Linked DNA regions of Mus musculus: regions 1 and 3 are each linked to region 2. The links are chromatin loops, found by intact Hi-C in ENCODE. Cell type or tissue: left cerebral cortex. All regions are shown on one strand. Each heading gives the region's core, and the rest is flanking DNA. Links, peaks and the distances in the headings are about the cores only. Region 1 has its middle 31 kb from the start of Gm51973. Region 2 has its middle 18 kb from the start of Gm32322. Region 3 has its middle 19 kb from the start of Frmd6.

Region 1 (6,007 bases), core at 563-5,562, 67 kb after region 2:
GGAGGGAGGGAGGTCCTTTCTACACTAATTTCTTTTATATGCTGATTTTGACCTCCCTCCCCACCCTATTCTCTTGCAGCGATGGCCTGAGCTCTGGACTCTGGTTAAGCAGGGATACTTTTGTGGTTTATGAGCACAGCTTCTCACGTGGGCAGGTTGGCAGGTGGGACAATTCCCCTGAGCAGAGCCCCCACTCTCCTGTGCAAAAGTTCACAGGTCCAGAAAGGGCAGTGGGAAGGGACACCGACAGCCCAACAGAAATCCCTTGTTTCACAAAAGAGAATTCGAGAACTCTGGTTCTGTGGGGCATGCCTTTAATCTCAGTATGTGGGAAGGCAGAGGCAGGTGGATCTCGGAGTTCCAGGCTAAGTAACAAGTTGCAGAACCGCCAGGCATACACACAGAGAGACCCTTTCTCCAAAAGAAGAAACAAAGAAGCAATGCCCTGTTATGACCGTCACATCCTACACTTGAGCTACTCAGGTTAGATTTGTTGCACAGTACACAGTGCCTTGCCCCTTGGGAAAAATGGTAGTTTCTGACTAAGATATAGAAATATATTTATTTCATAATAAGCATTTTTATAAGAGCCTAATTGCAATGTGTATCAAACTCCGTTGCTCAAGGGGAAGAATCGCCTTACGGTGTGTAGGTGCCTGTCATGTGATAAATTCAGCAACAGGAACTGTCTAAAAGTCCAAGGCCTCAGCCAGGTACGGAGGGAGGTGGGTGAGGTCGAAGGCACAGAGCCTTCAGGGAAAGTTTAGCTTGTGTTTACAAAGATCAGGTTTGCGCATGCGCACAGCACTAGACTCTAGGGAAGAATGTAGCCCTGAGCTCCACGGTAAACTGGGTGCTTTGCCATTTTAGGATAAGGAGAATGACTCTGGCTGAAGGCAATCAGTAGAGGCTATCTGGGGGAGGCAGTGTCTGCCTCTGACCATGAAAAGTTACATAGCATTCAGACAATATAGAACTAACAAAAGGACTTACCAGCACAGAGAAAAGATATGAGCACAGGCGTGGGACAGAAGAACTAGGGCTCATGTTTGGCTGGAATACAGGAGTCATACAAAGGAAAGACAGCATTCCCCATGCTGTGGGGTTGCGTTGGACAATGGCTGGGTTTCTCTGTGCCTTTTCCTGGTCTGTACAATGGTGATAAAGGGTTAATTTAGAGGATTGTGTAAGGAGTAGATGAACTCTGGAATGGGGGCTACTTAGAACATTCTATGCATACAGTAAGATGTACATCAGAAAGATTAATGAGAGAAGAAATGCTAAAACAAGTTTCTAAGAAGCTCTGCTTCTAAGTACACAGTTCCCAGGTCCGCTAGCATTCTCTGGGCTAGCCCAGCATGGGGACCAGCTGTAATCTGGTCCTGGAAACATTGCTGGAGTGTAGGAAGAAACAGGCCTGGGAACAGAGCTGACTCTGGAAGCAGATAGCTGCCGCCTTCTCCCGACTTTGTTTGTTTGTTTTGTTTGTTTTTCATATGGAATTTGAAGAAAGAACAAGAAGCCATTTTATAGCTCCAAGGCTTTCTCTCCAGCAGAAAATGCTCCCATTTTCGATCCTTGGCAATGAACACATTAAAAAGAGAGATGAGAGAAAATAGCTTTGTGATATAGAGGAAAGCAATCAGCTGAGCAAACCAAAACAGCAGACCCCAGCCAGAAATCCCGTCAGCAACTGTAGACAGCGAGCGCACAGACCCCAGCCAGCAATCCCATCAGCAACTGTAGACAGCGAGCACACAGACCCCAGACAGAAATCATGTCAGCAACTGTAGACAGCGAGAGCACGGCCCCAGAGCCAAACCTAGACCCTGCATAGTTAGTGCGCAAGCGCCCTAAGAACAACCCAGATGCAGTGGGTGGGCTATGTGGGCACAGCGTTCGAGTCAGGCTCTGGCAGCCCCTTTGGCACCCTGCCACTTCTCCGAGGCAGTACAGCCTCCTCCGCCACTCTGGCTTGACCCAGTGGTCAGGTCCTGAATGATGACAACTTCCCAGGGTAAATTATTTTCCTTAAATGCAGAAGCAAATGTTTTTGAGATCCTCTGACTTCTCTGCCCTCCGTGCCCTCTGAAAACTAATCTAACCTCTGAGTGGTGTGATGTCAGACCAAGGCCCCAGGTCCTCCCAGGTTGGGATGGAGAACCGGTAATCTCTACCTTTCTCGGATCAGCGACCAATCTCCAGCCATCTAATTCAGGCTCCTACAGAGTTAGCAGAAAGCTTGAAATCACAAACTTGAACTTTATAAATCCAAAGTCACACTGTTGATTTTCTAAGTTTTAATTACAACATTCTGATTTCTCCCCAAAAACTACAAAAAAAGAAAACACATTTGCTTCTCTTCCCCCTTTCAGAAAGCCCTCCTTTGAATTACCAAGGGGAATTGATGCCCTGGACCCAGACAATTACTACAGTCGGCAGCAAAGATGTGCAGAATCTTGGGGGCTTGACTTCTTTTTCTCCATTTTGTACCGTATTTCAGAAGAACACGAGGAACTGGCACATACTTTACTTATCAACAGGAATCACAATACTCCCTTGCCATTGACTAAAGAAATCCATTTGACTCTTGCAGGGTGGTGCAGGCAGGGTAGGGAAGGCTGGGATAGATGTAGAATTACAATCCCCGAAGGCAGCATAGCTTTCTGTTGCTCTTTAGCACAAGGGCTCTGGGTCTTCCTCAAGCCCCCATGCTCTGCTCGGTTTGCAAGGGCTGCAGTAACAGCAGAGCGCCTACTCCTCCCCAGCTAAGTCACAAACTCACCAGGAAGCCTTTATTTTTCTGCAATTTAGAATTTAAAGCAGCAATTTCATCTATAACATCTAAGCCCAGAATTTATTTTTAGCTTTTTCACAAAGAGAGTTGTATTCATTCAACCTTGCCTGACAATATAAGGAGGAAAAAGTGTTTTGCTTTAAAATAATAATTTAAAAAAAGTATAGATTTTAATTAGCTAAGCAGTGTGCCTTTCTCTGAATCATCAAACCTTGGCCATGGCCAAAGGCAGAGAGCCAGCTGAAGTGGAACTATGGTCAGATGAAGAGAGCAATGTCAAGGGCTGGCAGAAGCAGCAGTTGCCAGTATTCTGGTTAGTAATTTGCATATTATTGTAATGACCTATTAACACTTAGCTTTGAAATGAAAATTGAGTGATTAAAGAAAAAGCTATCTGGCAGCCATTTTTAGAACATAGAGATAAGGTGTATTTTCACCCCTGACTTCCTGAAGTAACTGGGGTGCGCAGATGTGAAGCTTCAAGCTTCTCTTCACCCCCACTCCTAGTACTCCCCACACCCAAGGAAATCTCATGGCTGGGGAAAGTTATCTGGCTCAAAGCCCCTAGGTGGAAGCACTGGGTGCCCCAGGGCTACCTTTTCCTGACAACTTAGAGAGGCATTTTCTTGCCCTGGGTTTAAAATGTCTTTCTGGGAAGGAAACTTGCAGCCTCATTTTGGGTAGCTCACCCCACCCCCAACCCCAAGGGTGAGTGCATCCTTGCAGAAGTTTCAAATCTTTACTTCAGAGCCTGACAAATCTCTGCAAATTTACTAAAAGGTTCGAGAACTGCCTCCAAGCTTGGGTTGCTGCTTAATGAAAGAAGAAAAAAAAAGAATTTTTCTTTGATCATTTATGCACATGTAAAGCCATGAAATAGGGACACTTGGATAAAAGCAATGGCCCCTGAGGATGTTGTAAAGCCATTATCCACGATACTGGAGTCTACTTCACTTTATCTCTATATGCTAATGTTTTTGAAAAGGAAGAAATGATTTACTCACTTTATGACTCTGAAAAGTTAGTCACCAAAAAAGCACTAAAGTAAAGAGAAAAACCGTTCCCACTCTCCTCCCCAGCAGCTGTCCTCCACTGAGTGAGTCATCCCGGAATCTTCCTGTCAGTGGCATGGCTGAAACCTTTTCCCATCACCCCACCTTGCCTAAGCAAAGTGGACAATGTTATCAGACTTAGGCTCACAGGAGAGTGCCCCAATAAGCCAGATCCAGCCACCTAACCTCAATAACCCAATTTATATAAACATGAATAATGAAAAGCAGAAAAGGGGGATATTCTGCATGTGGCCACACTGAGAAGAGGGGCAACAGGAGAGTTAGGTTCAAACAGAAGCCAAGAGATATACATGGCCCAGAGGCCATCCCCGCCCACCACTGTCTCAGCTCACGTCTCACCAGTAATCATCTAACAACTTGTGAACCTTTCTCCAGGGGAAAAGTTCCTCCTCTGGCTGGCCCCTGGGCTTCAGGTTTTCCCTCTCCAGCAGGAGATGCCTAGGGAAGGTCTAACATCCTGGATTCCAGTGATTCAATAATCTAATAGCCAAAGAGAAGGGAGCAAGAGTGTCTTAGACTATATCCACTCCTGCCAGCTCTACAAGAGGACACGGTTATAGCCACTAGTTCACATGGTACCATGCATGTTGAATATTGGCAATTTTTTAATGTTGTCTGCTACCACTTAAGTTGGGGATATGAAACCAAGGTCCCCAAGGTACAGTGTGTAGAGAATTGTCCCAGACACTCTCTCTCTCTCTCCCTCCCTCCCTCTCTCTCTCTCTCCCTCTCTCTCTCTGTTGTTTTGGTTTTTTGATACAGGGTTTCTTTGTATAGCTCTGGTTGTCCTAGAACTCGCTCTGTAGACCAGGCTGGCCTCCAACTCACAAGGATTCACCTGCCCCTGCCTCTGCGAGTGCTGGAATTAAGTTCAGGCACCACCACTGCCCAGCTGTGATTTGAACTTGGCCTTTCCTTTATATCACTAGTGCTCTGCTGCCCTGGCTAAACAGTTGGCAGCGGAATTATCTTAACCTTCTTGACCAGACTCACAGCATCAAAATCACCTTCCTGGATAAACAGCTGGATATCCTGTGCTCAAAAAGGACTTCTTCAACATCCAGTTAGTTACATAACTACATATTCTTAGAGTGGAAACTCCCAGACGATAGCTGGTCCCTACCAGTCACTCCTTGATGTGAATGACTTCCTGAAAGATAATTAGATACTCCAAGAAACAGAGCTGACTAAGGAAAAGAAAAGTCATGTTTGTCATTTTATTTTAGTTTGCTTTGGGGATAAGATCTCACTGTGTAGCTCTGGCTGACCCAGAACTTTATGTAGACCAGGCTGGTCACAGAGAGCTGTCCTCTTGCCTCTGCTCCTGAAGGCTGAGATTGAAGGCCTGTGCTACCACTCCCAGCTGTGCAAGGTGGTTCTTAGGGGACAGGTTGGACCAAGTTAGCTTTTAACCTCCTGAGACTACAAGTGTGTGCCTTCATGCTAGACAATTTTTGAACCTGGGAACCTGGGAAGGATGACCCACCTACTATGGAAAGGCTTGGGGACAGTAGGTGTGGACGTGAGTGGGTGTGGGTGTAGGGTGTCAAGTCCAGAACAAAGAACGATGAAGAGAGAATCCTTACTAACTCTGTGGCTTGGTCTGTGGCTAGATACAGGTATATTATTACCTCATTAGTATGAATGGATAATTTGCAGTATGAGTGGGCCACTTGCTATAGTGATCCACACATAAAGAGGACTTTTTGCAGTCTTTGAATGATTGAAAAAACTAAAAGAAGAATATTATTCTATGACATATATAAGAACTTTATGGAATTCAGTTTCAGTGTTTATAAATAAAGTTTTATTGAGACAGTCTCCCTGGTTCATGTATGTCTTTTCTACGGCAGATTTTGTGCTATGATGGTAGACTTGAACAGTTTTATCAGAGATCTTATTTGTAAATACTGAAATACCTTCCCTTTTCAAAAAAAAATTCCATCAACTCCTGGAGTATGGCAAAGTATTATTTCTTTTCAGTTTTAACACATTCAGTTGAACAGCCTTTATAACATTCATAAATATCACTTAGCACATAATATTTCTTCCTTTTCAGAGTATTAAAGTGTAGAAATATTTAAAGAGCTGTTCATCCTCTGTTACTATACACACAGAACAAAACTACATGTCTAAT
Region 2 (6,007 bases), core at 634-5,633:
CCACAGCAAGGACCAGCACTTCATTCTCAGTTACTGCTGAATAAACTCCCATTTTGTGTGCATATATCGCCTTGTCTCACCCATTCACGTGACAGATGTCTAGGCAGTCTCCACTATTTCCTTATTAATGTAGCTCTGGACACTGATAGACACATCTTTGTGTGGACATTTGCTTTCAATTATCTCAGGGTTGAAATTGCCAGCATGTATGGAAACTCTAAGTTTTACTTTTTGGGGAACTGCCAAACTGTTTTTCATAGTGGCTACACTGCTTGACAGACTCAGCAGCAGAATATGAGGGCTCAGGTTCTCCAAGTCCTTGTCAACTAATTATTCTCCGCCTTTCAATCTCCAGCAATCTGATGGATGCAGAGCTGTAGGTAGCTCGTTGTAGTTTCGATTTGCATTTCCACCAGCATGGATGGCACTGGGCACCATATGATGTATATCTCATTTCGAAAAAGGTTGTACTCAAATGCTTCATCTTTATATGTAGTCAATCGTTTCGCGGGGGGGGGGGGGGGAGGGAAGGGGGACGGAGGCTTTCATGTGGCAGTCAGAGGACCACCTTAGGTACTGACCTATCTTCTTTGAGATAGGGTCATTTTATTAGTCACTACTGTGTACAGTCGATGAGCTGCTCGGGAAACGTCTCTCACTGTAGGAGCCCTGGAATTACAATGTGCATGAAGTACCCAGATTTACAAGGGCTCTGGGGATTTGAACTCAGGTCCTCTTGTTTGCATGGTAGGCACACTTACCCATTGAATCACCTTCTGAGCCCCTTTGGTCCATATTTTGTAAGTGTTTAGAAAAGGTATTTTACTTTATGACTTTGATCATTCATAAACTGACCTAGAAAATTCTGGGGAGAGCACTGTACCTGATGCTATGATATAAATAATGGTTTGTTGTGCTGGGGGGAAATTGTGTCTTAAAATAGACTAGTTTTGAGAACAACTTTAAGTTCACAGCAAAATTGAGACGAGGTATACATTTTCCTTGTGCCCACAGATGCACAGCACCACTACTACCAATTGCCCCCAAAACAGTGAAACATTTGTTGGAACCAGTAGCCTACACTGAGAGATTACTATCAAAAGTCCCCAAGAGTTTACCAGTATCAGTTCTCATAGCATCATACATAGCATTTCACTGCCCTAAAAGCCCTGTTTCACCTGTCCATTCCTCTCTTCCCCAATCTCTGATCTTTCCTCTACCTCTGTAGTTTGAATTTCCCACATATGGTACCTAACGTATTCAGATTGACCTCCTTAGATCTGAATATACAATTAAATTCTCTCCATGTCTTTTTGGGTATCAATAGTTCGTTTATTGTTAGTGCTGAATAATAATACCCTTTATGTTAATATACCACAGTTTATCTACTCACCTGCTGAAGGGTATCTTTGTTTTTGTTTTGTTTTGTTTTGTTTTGGGTTTTGTCAGGGCATGGGGGGATACGGGGGAGATAGGAGTTGTTTGTTTGTTTGTTTGTTTGGTTGGTTGGTTGGTTGGTTGGTTGGTTGGTTGGTTGGTTTTGGTTTTGGTTTTTTGAGGCAAGGTTTCTCTGCGTAGCTCTGGCTATCCTAAACTCACTCTGTAGACCAGTCTGGCCTCAGAAATCTAACAGTCTCTGCCTCCTGAGTGTTGGGACTAAGGGTGTGCACCACTACCACCACCTGGTTTTGTTCAAGTATTTACGCAGACATGGTGTCAGTTCCTTTGGATGAACATCAGGGACTATGCTTGCTGGGTGCATGATATGACTGTGTTAAAAAGGTCTTCCAAAGTGGTGGCAGGATTTTGCACTGTCCTGCCCACAACCCCCAAGCCCGCTACCCCACCCAACTCATGTCCAACCCTCAGCCATGAGAGTTCCCAGGGCTTCATGGCTTCATCGGTAATTTCTGTCATTTTGGATCTTGGCCATTGTGAGTCTTCAGTGTGATATCACTGTTGCTTTAATTGACAGTTCCTCAACGGCATGAGATCAAATATCATTTATCTACCATTTATATCTTCTCAGGCTGAGGAGTCTGGCTCAGCTCTTTGCCCATTTTTAAAACCAGGCTGTTCACTTCTTGTTGTGAGAGTTCCTGGTGTATTCTGGGTAAATCATTTATCAGATATGGAGACGCCATCTGTAAATACTTTCTTCCAGTCCGTGGCTTGTCTTCTCCTTTGACAGTGTGTTTTACAGAGCAGAAGTGTTGATCTCTGTGGGATCCAGGGTATCAACTACTCCTTTCTCGGATTGTGCCTTTGATATTGAACCTACGGTCATCTCGCTTTTCCGTTATCATTCTGGAGTTTTATACTTAAGGCCTTGACATTTTGGGTTGATGATCCACTGTGCGCTACCTCTTGCAAAGAGCAAAGGGCAGTCTGTCTGTTTCTGCTTGTGAGCTTTGCATACTTATTTTTTTGCTTTTTTGAAAGATTTATTATTTATTTTATGTATATGAGTACACCTTTGCTCTCTCCAGATACACTAGAAGAGGGCATTGGATACTGTTACAGGCAGTTGTGGGCCACCATATGGTTGCTGGGAATTGAACTCAGGACCTCTAGAAGAGCAGCCAATGCTCTTCACTGCTGAGTCATCTCTCCAGGCATCTATTTTTTTTTCTTTAATTGTATTTAATCTGTGCTCTACATTTGTCTCTGGGCTGCCTTCTGATCTGAGAATATCCTCTCCTGTCCTATGGAATGTTTTTGGGTTTTTTTATTTTTCTCTCTCTGTTTTGTTTTTCACTTTTTGAGTGTGTGATTTGAAGTACCGAGTTCTGATAACATTCAACTTCCTGTTTTTGTCTTCTTGTCATTGCTAAGAAGCCATTGCCTGTCCCAAGGTCAAGCATTTCTCTTCTGAAAGTCTTGGCTATTGCACTTAGAGTGGCTCTTTATAGTTTGAGATGATTCCCCATTGTGATGTGAAGGAGAGGAGCCGTTTCAGCCTCTTGCATGTGGATACCCAGGCGTGCTGGCACTGTTACAGGAAATCTATTCTTCAGTCTGTCTCAGCACTGTCATCAGAAACTCCTTTGTAGGAAAAACTCCTTTGTAAATTAGAAAGGCCCTGTCTCCTCCTGACCTGTCAGTGCTGTCTGATTGATCTATGTGTCTACCCGTAGCACAGTGCCTTGATTCCTGCCGCTTCTTGCTAAGTTCTAAACTTGGGAAGTGTGTCTTCTTCATTTTTCGTTTCCCACGCCATTTTGGCTAAGTCCTGTGGGTTTCCGTGTGTATCTGGGAATTTCTACAAAGAACTAATTTGGGATGTTGGTGGGGTGACTTAAAACATGGTCTCTGAATAACACATCTTATAGCTTCCAGTTCCCCAACACCAGCTGCTTCATTTAGATATCTGAAAATTCTTTCAATGGTGTCCTGTTATTTTCAACATCCTAAACTTGAATTTCTGTGGTTAAATTCGCTCCTGATGAGTGTTTTGTTCTTTCTTGATGCTGTTATAAATGAAATTGTTTTATAATTTTTTAATGTTCGTTGCTACTGGATTTGTACATTGTACTGCTAGTACACAGCAATGTAAAGTTGACATGTATACATTGATCATTCCCTCGTGTGTCCTTCTTGTCCTCCTCTACCTTCCCTCTCTCTCTTATTCTCCATACTCTTCTTCCCTCCTTTCTCACTCCCTCCCATTCTCTTTCCCTCTTTCTCCTTCTTTCCTTCCCCTCCCCATTACTTACTACTCTCCCTCTTCTCTTTCTTTCTCCCTCCTCCTATCTCCCTCCTCACACTGCATCCCCCTGCCCCACATCTCTGACTTGTCTTCCCCTCTATTCTTCTCTATCAGCTAAGCTGCTGTTGTCACTGCATTTTGCCGATGCTGCTCCCTCTGTCTGGATTTCACCTCTCATGTGTGATCTTCTGGCTCATCCTTTGGCTCGAGCACATGGGCTGCCACTATGCCAGTCTATGTGTCCTGGGTTTGGGGCAGCTGCAATACTGAGTCTCTATTGGTTTACCTCCCCGTAGTCCCTCATTTGCACTACCCATTGACTAAGGTTGCATCTATGAGTCTTTGCCCACTATAATTTCCTTATATAATATAAGGTTTGCCACCTGCAAAATACCCAGCATGAAGAGCACTCAACAAATCATTCTTTGGATGAAAGAAAGAGCAGTTAACACTTGGGGAAAACAGCTCTTGCTAAGAACTCTAGGGTGTGTGTAGGTGGGGCACATACCACCTACAGAACCAATCTGGCCTCCTTCGGCAGCATTGCATTCCAGAATGGAATGTGATCATCTTGGGAGAGCAGAGGCACAGAGATCCAGGCCAGTTAACTCTTCTGTGGTTGTTTCTCTACCAAAACTCCCTGCCTGGGGGTAGGAAAGTCAGAAAGAAAATTTCAGTTCCCTGAATCATTTGTAAGTGAATAAACTGTCTGACTCCTTTGCTTTTTTACCTGTCCTGAGGTACAGCTGACTTCTGCTGGGGGGAAGGGAAGAGATGCAGGATTTTCCTTGCCAAATTCCTTTTCCCTAACAAATAGGGAAATTCCTGACCAGCTGTTGCAGTGAGTAGAAAGAAAAATATTCCCTTGGAACCCTGCGGCAGAAGACACTTTGTGTGCTGGCTCCTCTCAACGAGTGTCTAGAGCCTTCCAACTACTGCTCTCTCACCCGGGGTTCTTCATAAATCTCAGAAGCAGCAGCCGGTGTTTTGTTTTGTTCTGAGTTGGAATTTCCTTTAGCTTCAACTCTGGTGTTCAGAGGGCAGGATAAAGCCTAGAACATCAGGAGGGAGACTGGGGGTGATAGACAGGAGAGGGAGGAATGAGCCCAGGCTGAGATGGGCTGCAGCTACTCCTGATGTGGGATGGACCATCCACCCCATCTGGGACTCCACAGTCTGCGGCCTGGCCAACAGAGGAGATCCATTTACATTTGGGGATATTATCATATTGAACTAGGCTTAGGCTTCCTGTATGAATTGAGCTTTGCTGCTGGGTGTGCTGAGACCTTTAGACACACAGAGTAATGTACTGTGAGACTGAAACACTGCTATGTAGGCATCTCTGTTCTAGCTCGGGAGTCTCCATCACCTAGCCTAGCACGAGGCCTGGATCAGAGTGCAGCTTAGCTGAAAGGACAGAGTGTTTAAATAAGATGATGTAAATTAGGTTTTCCCTTCCTCTAAACCAAAGGGTGCAAATGTCCACAGCACTTCAGTCACTTAGGGGAGGTAGGTCACCAGTCAGGAACAAATCCTGTGAGTAAATAAGTCAAGTCATTATTTTACCATCAATTAAAAAAAAAAAAATCCAAGAAAATTGATTTCAAAATGAAAACACATAGCTTACTGTGTGTATGTTCTGAAATGCTTTGTCAGAGGAGACGACACGTGTTTATACTGGAACAAAAATGAAAGGGGAAGTTTGTAAACGCAGTGCTCGCCCTCCTACCCTGTCAGCAATGTGTGTCCGGTCAAAGTTACCTGATGAGGCTGTTGGTGCTGGCTTGGTTTTGGTGGAGGAGATTGGGGGTTGGAAGGGGGAGGGTGTTGTTGTTTGGGTTGGGTTGGGTTGAGTTGTGGTTGTGGTTTTTTGCTTATTGATGTCAAAATATCTCTCTACTTAAACGGAGAAAAACGACTTCAGCAAACTGTTCTAAGGTCAGTAGTGCTGTGTACAGTGCCTTGAACCTCGGGTTTCTGAGGATTTCTGGGCACATTTCCAGTCGCTTCCGATCAAGTTTGCCTCTAAATGGAGCAGAACTCTGAGTCAGGACGACGTCCTTGCTAAGTTTGTTACAAACTTAGCTAGACCTGAATCTGCTGCCTTAGCTTCCTCGGCTGTGGGAGCGTTCCCAGTCACCCAGGTGCTATTTTGGTTCCACACGGATTCAGTGAGCATGGTCTGAGGAGCCAGGGAGAAGACCGGAAGCTCACTTCGAGGTAGAGGTATCATTTTCCCCTCAGTGAAATGGATGAACTTCTCCAAGGGTGGCCCTGATGACTAACACGGGGAGAGGA
Region 3 (6,007 bases), core at 664-5,663, 96 kb after region 2:
ACAGGCATTAGGATTCTCAGAGGGAAGAGAAGAGTACAGTGCCTTCTGTAGGGGGATTATGGATCAGATGGAAGCTGTTAATGCACCAAGGTCTGGAAGAAAAGTACCCTCTTGTGTATTAGCTTGCCAAATAGATTAATATAGTGTTGAGGTATTTCTTATCCAGGGAAATAAAAATTATGAGTAACGTTATTTGAACTCAGGAGAAGAGAGGAGGGGAAACAGGAAGGACTGCAGTTGGTGGCAGGTTTGCCTGTGTGACTTTTTCCCTTCATCATTAAGATCTGGATGAGAGTTTTCTGCAGTGACTGTAGCACCAGGCACATCTTCATAAGGAAAGGTTTCCAGGAAACTTATTCTGCCAATCACTCACTCACTGTCAGGATTTATCATTCTCCCCAGGCTACTCTGGTATGATGTTAAATTAAAACAAACTCTAAGACACATCAAGGGGAGATATTAAAGGAATTTGCCATGTAACAATTTACCTTGAGTCACATGACCAGTTTTGGTTAATTAGAATCTATGCAGAGATGCGCTGGGTGATAATCGTCTTTACCTCCAATCTTTTATCCTTCTGCAGTGGGATAGATCTTTGCATTAAATGTAAGCCGAACAAAGCTGTTTCTTTACTAGTTCCAGTTACCCGATATCCTGCACAAAAATGGTCTTTTTCTTTTCAATTGCACCAGTGATTTCCAGCAAAGGCAAAGTCTGAACTATTCCGGTTGACTTGATGACCTACAGCTGAGAGCTGGGTGAGTGTGTTGGTTCAGAGAGTCTGGTGAGCTGGTGATCAATGGGTGACAAGCTAATATGGGGTGGGGGCTGGGAGAAGGATGTAGCCAAGGACAGAGATCTACAAAGAACCTTGCTCCCCACTCTTCTCTAAGGGATACATTCCTTTGTCCTCTCCTGGCCTCCCATCTCCAATGAGAGTAACTCTTTTGTAAGACATTTACCACTGTGAGGTTTAGTTGGATGCACCAGGCAGTGAGTGACAAAGGACAATGGTTTAAGGGTCAGAAAGAACTGGGCTTGAATCCTGCTTGTGCTATCAGCTACCACCCCGAGCAGAGAACCCTTGTGAGGTCTCGTTTCTCACATCTACAAAAATGGGGATAATTGCTGTACACACTATGTAGGGTTTGGTGAAGATTAAGCAAGGTCTGGGGCCATCATGACTGCTTGATAATTATCAACTATAATTTTCAAAGTACTATAAGCTCCTTATGGTAAAAGGCTCACATAGTTCAAAATCCCAATTATCCCAGGTAGGCTTGCGGGACCTTTTCAACTTTAAGTAGGCTGCATTTGTATGCCAAATGGGCTGATGTTTAGATGACTCACACACTCTCTGACTATTCTTCTTGTCTTTGGAACTATACCCACGTGGGCTGGGTGTAGCTCAGCAGTAGAGCACTTGCTTCATATATACAAGGCCTTGACTTCAAGGGCCAGCACAGCAAACAAACAAACAACACACCCTGCACCCTCAGTACTGTGTGGATCTATCTGCACCACACAGAGCTCAGGATCTCTCTTTTTTTTGTTGTTTTTTGTTTTTGTTTTTTTGTTTTGTTTGGTTTGGTTTAGTTTTGGTTTTTGGAGTTTTTTTGTTTTTTGGTTTTGTTTTGTTTTGTTTTGTTTTGTTTTTGAGACAGGGTTTCTCTATATAGCCCTGGCTGTCCTGGAACTCACTTTTGTAGTCCAGGCTGGCCTCGAACTCAGAAATCCACCTGCCTCTGCCTCCGGAGTGCTGGGATTAAAGCGTGTGCCACCATGCCCAGCACTCAGGATCTCTTAACAATTGTACTTGGAAGAACTGAGACTGGTGGGGCCTGGTAGCCTGTGCCTTTAATCCTGACATTCGGGAGGCAGAGGCAGGAAGATCTCTTCTGTGAGTTCCAAGGTAGCTGGAGCTACACAGTGAGACCTTGCCTCCAAAAGACAGAAACAAGAAACTGAGACTGGATAAAGTCCTAAGAAGGCATGACCAAAGTCGAGTCCTTTGCTAGATTCCATTCACTATTCTTTGAGACTCTCAACCACATTTATTTCCTGCTGTAACATTCATCACAAATGAATAGTCCCAGCTCCCAGCTTAGGTGTATTTGTAAGGCCTAGAAAGACATTTCATAAGCTTCAGATGTGGCACAGAGAAACTAAGCCACATGAGAAGGTCTCTCCAGATAAGACACTCCTGTGCACGGGTGTCTGAGGAGCAGCAGATGAAAAAGCCTGGACCGTAGAGGATCATTGCAAAGCAAAGCAAATCAAAGGTAGGAGGGGACAGAGAGAGGCTGTAAGGCCAAGATAGGAAGTGCCATCTAGACATGGTGGGTACCGGGACTCAAAAAGCAGGCCAGGTGGCACCTGCTCTGCCATCTCCAGACTGATGTTAAAGACCAGGAGTGGCTCTGGCAGCTCTCTGCTCCCTGTGTCCTTTCTTTTGAGCTTAGTTATCACTCAACTCTGTCTCTGTTTCTCTTGCCGCTCTGGGCTTAACTCAGTTTAAAGGCTGCAGCCCGTGAGTCATTACCTGCAGAGCTAGAAAGTAACTGGAAGATGGAGAGTGTCCACTTCTAGGAAGACAAGATGATGGTGAGCTCGCTCACTGCTCGGATGACAGATACAACTGATAAGGAGGACGTTATGAATGATAAGCGCATAAGACATTCTGAGCAACTGGAAGTATAATTGTAACATCATACATTTACACAAGGCAATGTTCTAGAAACTTCTTAGAGTTGTATAATTACCACCACAATCCAGTTTGGGAACAACTCCAATATCCTGCAGATGTGCCCCATGACTGTGTTCTAGTCAGTCCTGTCTCTTACTGAAAGCCGTGGCAGACTCTAATATACTCTGTTTCCATTCCGGTTTCATGAACTCGTGTTCTGTCATTTATTTCTCCCTTCTTGTACTGAGTACAGCAGCTTTAAAGTTCATTCATAGTGTCAGCTATGTGCTCTTTTTATTCTGAGTAGACTTCCCTTTCCAACTGGCATTGTTAATGATGCCCCTAAGAATACTCACACAAGCTGGGTGGTGGTGGAGCATGCCTTTAATCACTGTGCTCCATGGGCAGAGGCAGGCAGATCTCTGGGTTCAAGGCCAGCCTGGTCTACAGAGGTAGTTCAGGATAGCTGGGGCTACACAGAAAAACCCTGTCTCAAAAAAAATAGAAAGAAAGAAAGAGAGAGAGAAAGAGAAAGAGAGGAAGAGAGAAAGAAAGGAAGGAAGAGAAAGAGAGAGAAAGAGAGAGAGAAGGAGGGAGGGAGGGAAGAAGGGAGAGACAGACAGACAGACAGACAGGCAGGCTTTGGCTGGATGATATCATAGGTTTAACTTGATTTCCTGCTAGTCTGGTATGAGGAGGGTTCTAGATGCTCCATAGCCTTGCAAGTCTTTGTGTCTGTCTTTTTAATGATACTCACCCTGTGGGATCGCAAGCCTGTACAGTGGCACACAGCCATTCATCAACATGACACCACACAGGTTAAAAAAGTGTGCTTAATCAGAGACTAAGGGGGACAGGAGACGCTGGAGGCAGGTTCTTCCCCCTGCAGTCTGGTCAGTTGCTTCTCTATGGAAGGCCTGCTCTGTTTCTACACACCAACATAAGATTCTTACAGCCCGTGTTGTTATTTCAAAGAAAACAGAATCAAGGAAATAGTCTGTTCTTGATTTTCTTCTCAGATGATGAGATTGGATGAAAGTCGGAGATGAACATTTCCACATTCCACAACACAAAACTTATAATCCCTAAGAGAGTGTTGTTATAATCATCATTTTCCAAGTGAAGGAACCCAGGCACAGAGAGGTCAGCTAAATCACAAAAGGTCACACAGATAGCGAGGGAAGCTGAGATTCAATCCTACAGCATTTAGTTCCAAGCTGGAATTCACTATGCCAAGAACAAACAAACAGAGCAGGACAATCTTAAGGATCAGGGGGACTTTAATGGAAAGCACATGTAAATGTCAACTGAGGGAACTCTGCTCTGGGCTTCTCAATTGCCTATTATCATCCCTCCCATAGACAGCAGTTATCTTGTGGTGCGGGATTTCTCACTTCCACTCTCTGATGTCGAACGTGATGCAGAGTTCAAGCCCCCAGGACGGAGAGTCCAGCTGGAGGCTCTGGGGGGGGGGGGGAATGTGGAGGAGTGGGATTTCTGCTTGTGAAGACATTTTCATTGCCCAGTTAGTGCAGGAGAAAAGCCGTAGAGCCATTTTTACCACCCAAGGTGAGAAACCAAGAGGCTCCAGAATTAAACTGGTACTTTTTTTTTTTTTTTTTTGAGTAATAGTTCTGCTTCCCTCGGGTAGGAAGAACTTTTACTGATGTCACTGCCACCCACCACCACCTGGCATCTCTGTGGTGGCTCTAGGAAGGGATGGTGTGCGTGGAAGAAGTTATGTGGCCTCTCTGGGGCGAAGGCACTCTCCGTAGGCTCTCTGGTTTGATTGGCTCCCCTATTCCTTACAGAATCAAGTCGGGGGCTGTTCATGCTTAGTTTGGGATTGTGAGAGAAGGGACAGAAGATGAATATGAAGAAGAATATGAGTAATATACTAGGAAGTAACTTTTTCTTGATATTACGGCCAACGCAGATTCCGGTAATTGAGGATTATTTGTGTGTTTAACAATTAAAGTCTTTAAATTGTAGGACTTTATGTTTAAGTCCCAACTCTGGCAGAGTCTTGTAGCTTGGCTCATCTTGTATACTTAATAGCACTTACCTTCTAAGAGGAATAATTGGACAAAGCTACTAGCTAACACTGGGGCCTAAGAGTGAGGGGAAGGACTGAAGAGAAACTTCAAGTTGTTCTGCTAAAACAGTTGTTATTGTGAGGTTAATAAAGGTAGTGATGTGGCATAGATCAAACTGCCCCCAAACTGTGTCCCAAGAGAGGATCTTATGGGCTGAGCAACCCCAACTCCTTTATAAGTTTGAGAAACACTGAGTGAATTCTTTGTTGAGTACCAAACAGAACACATTCTTGAGCAGCATCAAACCATGTCTCCAGACTCGATGATAAATTTATAAATGCTGATTTATTTAGCTCCAAATCTAGGAAATAAACTTGACCGGTGCTTGGGCTGGGAGGGAGTCTACTGATTCTCATTCTCTGTCTCTCCACACTTCATGGTTTTCTGGTTGGGGAAGCTGAGGCACTGGTTTCGTCCAGCCTGTTACAGGCTATATATACCTTATCTGACCATCACAGTCTGGGCCCACATCAAGAGCCTACAAAGCAGTGATGTCAGTGTGTGAGCTAGCCACGGTGCAACAAGAAGCCCATCTATTGCACAGATGTGCAGAGTGAGGCAGGCTGCAGATGCCGGCTCGAAGATCAACCATCTCACTAAACAAGTCACTAACACAGCCTCTTCCCGATGATTACTTCCGATATGTTTGCTGTTTGTACTACAAACACAGCTGCACATCTTTGAATTAAAAAATGAGAAAGTGAGTAATTATCTGCCTTAATTAGAAGGTAACCATAGAATTATAATAATAATAAAAAAAACCAATGCTGTGTTTTTACAAGTAGAGCATGGTAAATCAAATGGTACGGATAATAACTCTAATCAATTTTCACATCTGGACCTAAAAACCAAGGTCCTGAGAAGGAACGGAAAGGCTGGGAACTAACAGCAAAGTGGCTAGGTAGTCCATGTGCAGAATGACTTTCGGAAGCAGTATCTTGAATGCCTTCTCCCCCTCCACACCTGCTTTATGTTTATAAACGATTGTTGGATGGACGGAGAAAGTCGGCACCTGTAGTCTGCGCTATGAGTTCAAACCTCTGTAGTCTTAAAACTCTGTGTCCTCTCTGTGTCACCTCTGTGTCCTCATGTGTATGAAATGTCAGAGCAGAAGACTTAGAGGTTGGGTTGCATGGGACCCTGAGTGCAGCCCACACTGTCCCCAAGAAGAAAGCCCAAATGAAACAAAGAGAGCTTGCCTAAGCACGGCAGCTTGTATGGCCAG

The links. Hi-C counts contacts between places; a loop is a spot of excess contacts. Peaks named below come from ENCODE experiments on the same cell type or tissue, not always from the same donor. Only the 100,000 strongest peaks of a DNase experiment are listed, where the experiment ranks them.
Region 1: it touches region 2 in a loop (2.1-fold over the local background); 4 of 42 quality-filtered maps call a loop at or near these places.
Region 3: a loop joins it to region 2, with 2.4 times the contacts of the local background. A loop is called at or near these places in 5 of 42 quality-filtered maps.

Annotation. Positions count from the first base shown.
Region 1 is chr12:70,775,023-70,781,029 of GRCm38, forward strand. No RefSeq gene overlaps it. Among named protein-coding and RNA genes, the nearest start is that of Gm51973, 31 kb to the left of the region's middle. In left cerebral cortex, for the core only: a CTCF peak has its summit at 3,361; DNase peaks (open chromatin) are centred at 1,883, 2,708, 3,007, 3,512 and 1 more place; H3K4me3 peaks cover 314 bases; H3K27ac peaks cover 2,000 bases.
Region 2 is chr12:70,708,270-70,714,276 of GRCm38, forward strand. No RefSeq gene overlaps it. Among named protein-coding and RNA genes, the nearest start is that of Gm32322, 18 kb to the left of the region's middle. In left cerebral cortex, for the core only: no CTCF peak of the experiment used is centred there; DNase peaks (open chromatin) are centred at 3,024, 3,208 and 4,228; H3K27ac peaks cover 2,189 bases.
Region 3 is chr12:70,803,807-70,809,813 of GRCm38, forward strand. No RefSeq gene overlaps it. Among named protein-coding and RNA genes, the nearest start is that of Frmd6, 19 kb to the right of the region's middle. In left cerebral cortex, for the core only: no CTCF peak of the experiment used is centred there; DNase peaks (open chromatin) are centred at 2,783 and 4,366.